Linked DNA regions of Homo sapiens: region 1 is linked to region 2. A link is a contact called in ENCODE Hi-C data. All regions are on one chromosome and are shown on one strand. The core of a region is the stretch at or near the end of the contact, and the rest is flanking DNA. Distances in the headings are between cores, read along the strand shown. Region 1 holds the start of NKX1-1 (NK1 homeobox 1). Region 2 holds the start of TMEM271 (transmembrane protein 271).

Region 1 (2,700 bases), core at 4-2,503, 830 kb before region 2:
GCCCAATCCTCGAGGGCCGAGGGCCGCGGGCCGCAGGGCCCTGTCCTGCAAACACCGCCGCTGTAGATAAAACGTACCCAAATAAAGACTCAGGCCGCGGGGCTTCCTATTTATCCAGATGTGGAGAAGGGGGCATTTGTCGTATTCTTTTTGGAAGAAACACACATTTTCTCCTTACTTGAAGAGGATCGATTTTATGTAGGCCGCCTGCTGTGTGTGCAATTTGTCGGTCCCCCTTTTGGGGGCGGGTTAAGAGGGACAAGCAGTCTCTCATTTTCGATTCCACTTCTAATGAGCGGCCCGGGGACCGCCGGCTCCGCCCCTCTGCTGGCACTCCAGGTCGGGCCCTAATTTGACGACGTGAAAGGGGCGGGCGTGGGAAGGGATGGAGGGGCACAGACCCTGAGCAAGAGAGACCCTGGAGACGCAAAAGGAGACCCCAAGCGGGAGCAAGTGAGAGAGGCGGGACCGAGACCCACGGAACGCGCGGGAGGGGGCTGCAGACCCGGCGGAGACTCGGAGAATCGCGCGTGAGAACCTCTCCCCCCATCCCCACCCCAACTGCCGAGGGGCGCCAGAGCTGTGGGAGCCTTCGGAGCTCAGGGCCCTGCGCGCTGGGGGCCCGGAGGAGAGGCCAGGCCAGTCACCGCATCCTGCGCCGGGATGTCCCAGCCAACTCTTGGCGCTCGCTGGCCCGCGCGCCCTGGGGTCGCTGCGGCCCCGCCGCAGATTGATCCCGCAATTATTTAAAAGCCGGGGCTGTCTCCTCCCCCTTAGCCAAGGAGGCTGGCGCGCCGTTTCCGGACGAGCGGAGGCGCAGCGACGCGCCGCTGACCACCACAGCCGCCTGCGGACCGCTCTGGGCTCCGGGCTGCGTGTCTGTTCGTCCCGCCCGGCGGCTCCGTCCGTGTGTCCTGTGCGGGGTCCGCCTCCTCGGCCCGGGACCGTTCGCAGCCAATTAGGCGCGCGCGCTAACGAGGGCGGCGGAGCCCCGCGGCCGCCTGCGGGCGCACGTGTGTTCGGCGTGTGGGCGCGTGGGCGCCTCCGGCGGGGCTGCCATAAATGCGCGGACCGGGCGCCGCGGGCGCCTAAGGCGGCGGCGAAGGCAGCACCGGCCAAGCGCAGGGCGCGGCGCCGAGAGCGAGCGGAGCAGCGGCCGCCTGCGCGGGGTCGTGTGGAGGTGCGGGGGCCGCCAGGGATGGGAGCCCAGTAGGTGGCGGGGCCCGAGCCGCCGGAGCGGCGGGAGGCCGGCATGAGCGCTAGCGGCCCCGAGGCTCCTGGGGACATTCCCGCGCTACCGCCGCCTCCCCAGCCAGGTTCGGGGCCCGCACCGCCCGCTCCCGCCGCCGCTGCCCAGGAAGCTATGGACGGGCGCGCCGAGCTGCCGGCCTTTCCCCGCGCTGGAGCCCCGCCGCTCGCGGCCAGCGACACTGTGCCTGCGGCGCCCGAGGGGGCTGGAGCGGCCCGGCCCGCAGCGCCCCTGCGCCCCACCTCCTTCTCGGTACTGGACATCCTGGACCCCAACAAGTTCAACAGCAGGAGGCGTCGTTGCGTGCTGCTGGGCCCAGTGGCTCCCGCTGCGTGCGCCCCTTGCGCTTCGGCCCCATGCGCCCCTGCACCCGCCGCCTCGGGACGCCCGCCACGCGCGGAGGAGCTGGAGCGCCGCGCCCTCGCCGGCGCCGGGGGAGTCGGAGCCGCCGGAGCTGAGCCGCCGAGTGAGTAGGATGCGCCCGGCACCAGGTCGCAGGGACGGGGGACCGGAGGCTTCTATGCGTTTACGACCCTGGGACACCGTGGCGAGTTGGGTCTGGCCCACGCCGAGGCTCCGTGGAAAGTTCGCTGAGCGCCGGGTCCGCACCAGCCCACCCGTGGCCTCCATCCGACCCGGACTGCAGGGCCTGCATCGCCAGGCTCCTCTGGAGAAGCTTAGCCGGGTCAGGCCCAGGGGCTGCAGGGCTGTGAGGCCGGTCCAGGGTTCGCCTCCGCGCGTCTCCGGCCTAGAAGGGTAGTTGGTGCAGGAGGCGAGGGGCCGCTCGCGGTGGCTGGCCCGTGACCTCCCCGCCCCCACTGTGCCCGCCCGAGGCCTCCCTCCCTCCCTCCTTTCTCCCTCTCTCTCTTTTTTTTTGGACAAATCAGACTAATTGTGACAAAACGCTGGTTATCGCTGGAAAAACAATTAAATCCCTTCGATTACAGTTAAGGGGAAATGTGCTTAGCGGCGGAAAGCGGCCGGTAATGGGGCGGCCCGCGCCCCCGGTCGGGTCGATATCCCATTACGGCGCGTGCATATCTCTTTCAAGCACCTTGCAAACTCCCCCCGAACATCTAAATTATAGGGTCAAAATTCGGATAATTACTCGATTAAAACCTATTACACTTATTAGGGGCCGCTATTGATCGCGAATTGCATTCGACCTGCTCCTGATTGCTTTTTGTGTCCCCTCCTCCTCCCTCCAACTTTCCGGCCCTACTGAAGCACAGGGAGGACAGCGCGGGGCGGACCGGGCTGGGCCGCGGCCACCGGCTCTGCGCCTGGAGGCTGCGGGCCGCACCTGCGCGGGGCCTCTTCCGGGTCGGCCGAGATGGAGGGCGAACAAATCCGGCTGAGTGGAGGGGACCCTACGGACTCTGCGGCGGCTGCGCTCAGAGCCTCCACCTGCGGGGAGTCTATGGGGCGGAAGGCCGGGATCCCGCTGAAGC
Region 2 (2,700 bases), core at 105-2,604:
AGCCTCTTGCCGCCGCAGCAGAAACGAACTGGAAGGGACCAGGGGTGCAGGCCCAGCTGCTCGGCCGAGGGCCTTCCGGAGACGCTCCCATCCCCCCAACCAAGGGGCCGAGGCGAGCTCCTCTCAGGAAGAGGCTGGAGGGCCCAGAGAGGCCGAAGAGGTGACCTTCCCCCACCCCACGCACCCAGCCGCCCCACGCCTTCCTCTCACCCACCTCGAATCGTCAGGGTAGGAATGAGGCGGAGGAATTCGCCGCCCTCGTCCCCCTCACTCAGGCCGTGAACCGCCTTCTGATGAATTAATTCACGTGCACCCGCGTCTGGGGAAAATTCCTGTCTGATGCAGACGAGCTTTGCAGACTAAAACCAAACGAGACTCATCCTAGGTTCTAAGACGTCGTCTCCAGCTTGACTCAAATGGCTGGTCCTAAAAGTCAGCGCCCCTACTCATCCCCCGAACCGCGGGCACACGCTCACGGCACACCCCGCACACACGCGCGCGCACACACATGCACACACCACACACGCACCCACAAGCAACACACCGCACACGCGCACACGTCAGCACTTCCCAGAGACCCTGATCGTCCCCATCCCTTGAACAACCCCCTCCCCCCACAGCACCCAGGCTCACTCCTCCCTTACCCCCAGCTCCCGGCCCCTCCCCCTCCCTCCCCGGGCTCCTTCCCACCCCCCCCCAGCTCCCGGCCCCTCCCCCTCCCTCCCCGGGCTCCTTCCCACCCCCCCCAGCTCCCGGCCCCTCCCCCTCCCTCCCCGGGCTCCTTTCCCCCCCACCCCAGCACCCGGGCTCTCCTCCTTTCCTCCCTCCTTTCCCAGGCTCCCCCTTTCCCCTTCTCCTTACCCAGGCTCTCCCCCATACCCACTCACCCCTAGCACACAAGCTCCCCTCTCCCCCTCTCCCTGCATCCCCATAACTTCCACAGGCTTCCCGGCCGCTGGCAGGCGGGTGGGCGGGAAGTGCGGCCCAGACCCAGTGGATAGAGAGGGGAGAGAGGGGAGCGCAGACGCAGGGGCGCCGAGCGGTGGGGAGCGCTGAGGGTGGGGCCCAGGGGGTCCGGGAGAGCCAGCTGGGGGTGGAGAGCTGCGTTTCCGCAGCGGCCCGCGCCGGATAGGGGCGCGGATAGGGAGGGAAGGCGGAGAGACGCGGCCAGGGGCCCCCGCTCCGGGAGGAGGAAGCGGAGGGGCGTCCCGGGGGTGGCGGGGGCTGCCGGGGGCGGGGAAGGGCGGCGCCAGGGCGAGGCGCGCGGGGCCGCGGGCGGGGTGGGGGGTTGGGGGGGAACGAGCCTCCTGGGAGGGGCCCCGCGGGCTGGGGAGGGGGCGCGCGCCCTGCGGTCTCTGCGCCGCATCGGTTCCCGGCGCGGGGTCGCGGCGGCGGCGGCGGCGGCGGCGGCGGCGGGAGGCGGAGGATGCGGGCTCCGGCGGCGGCGGCGCGGGCCCGGGAGGACGCGGGAGGATGAGGAGGAGGCCGGCGGTCCGGCCGCGCGGCGCCGGGAGGAGGCGCAGGCGGCGGGGGCGGCGGCGGGCGGCGGCGGGCGCGCGGGGTGCGGGCCGGCTCGGGCGCGGAGGATGAAGTGGAGCGTCCGCGGGGCCTGCGCCGCGCTCTCCTCCTGCCTCCTGCTCGCCTGCGCGCTCAGCGCCGCCGCCGTCGGCCTCAAGTGCTTCTCGTTGGGCTCGGAGCTGCGCGGGGAGCCGTTCCGCCTGGGGGCCGCCGCCGGCGCCTTCTACTCCGGGCTGCTGCTGGCCGCCGGCCTCTCACTGCTCGGCGCCGCCCTGCTCTGCTGCGGACCCCGGGACGCGCCCCTCGCGGGGTCGGAACCGGGCCCGGGTTTGGGGGTCCCCGCGGCGCCGGCAGGCGCTCCCGAGGCCACGCCGGGCGAGTCGGGGGCCGCGGCCGGGGCCCCGGGGCCGGTGAGCAGCCAGAACCTGCTTCTGCTCGGCGTCCTGGTCTTCATGCTCGGGGTCCTCAGCGCATTCGCGGGCGCCGTGATCGACGGCGACACCGTGTCCCTGGTGGAGCGCAAGTACTCGCACTACTGCCTGCCCCCGCGGGCGCCAGGTTCGAGCCCCGGCTCGGCCCCGGGCTCAACCCCCGGCTCGGCCCCGGGCTCGGCCCCCGGCTCGGCGCCGGGCTCGGCCCCCGGCGCCCCGCGCGCTCGCAGCACCCTGGACAGCGCCACGTCCGCCAAGTGCCGCCAGCTGAAGGACTACCAGCGCGGCCTGGTGCTCTCCACCGTCTTCAACTCGCTTGAGTGCCTGCTGGGCCTGCTCAGCCTCCTGCTCGTCAAGAACTACAAGTCGTCGCAGGCCCGGCGCGGTCGGCGCGGCAGGCGGAGGGGAGGCCGGGCCCTGGCGCGGCCCCGCGGCGGCTCCGGGCTCCGCGCGCAGCCGCCCGCCTCTCGGGCGCGCCGGGGCCGGCGGGGCCGGCGGGGGCGGCGGCTGCAGCAGCGGCCGAGCGAGGCCTCCATCCTGTCCCCGGAGGAGTCGGACCTGGCCGCCCCCGGGGACTGCGCGGGCTTCGCGGCGCACCACGCGGTCTCCTACATCAACGTAGGCGTCCTCCACGCGCTGGACGAGGCGGGCGCGGAGGTGCGCTGCGGGGGGCACCCGTCGGTGGAGCTGCCGGGGTACGCGCCCTCGGACCCCGACCTCAACGCCTCCTACCCCTACTGCTGCCGGCCGC

Evidence for each region. A loop is a pair of places that touch in the nucleus more often than their neighbours do. Pooled maps may share reads with other maps.
Region 1: a map of naive thymus-derived CD4-positive, alpha-beta T cell shows a loop between it and region 2 (26-fold over the local background). The contact joins the promoter of NKX1-1 here to the promoter of TMEM271 in region 2. A Hi-C loop is called at or near these places in 1 of 168 maps with a recorded cell type or tissue (naive thymus-derived CD4-positive, alpha-beta T cell), 1 of 37 single-sample maps with no recorded cell type and 5 of 50 pooled maps.

The regions. Positions count from the first base shown.
Region 1 is chr4:1,404,995-1,407,694 of GRCh38, reverse strand. NKX1-1 (NK1 homeobox 1) reads left to right here and starts at 1,253. Exons shown (of 2, transcript NM_001290079.1): 1 at 1,253-1,715. The coding sequence starts at 1,253. RefSeq lists an enhancer at 1,302-1,892.
Region 2 is chr4:574,949-577,648 of GRCh38, reverse strand. TMEM271 (transmembrane protein 271) reads left to right here and starts at 1,354. Exons shown (of 1, transcript NM_001362796.2): 1 at 1,354-2,700. The coding sequence starts at 1,587. LOC105374338 (a long non-coding RNA gene) reads right to left here and starts at 481. Exons shown (of 3, transcript NR_148199.1): 1 at 1-481. RefSeq lists an enhancer at 2,006-2,699.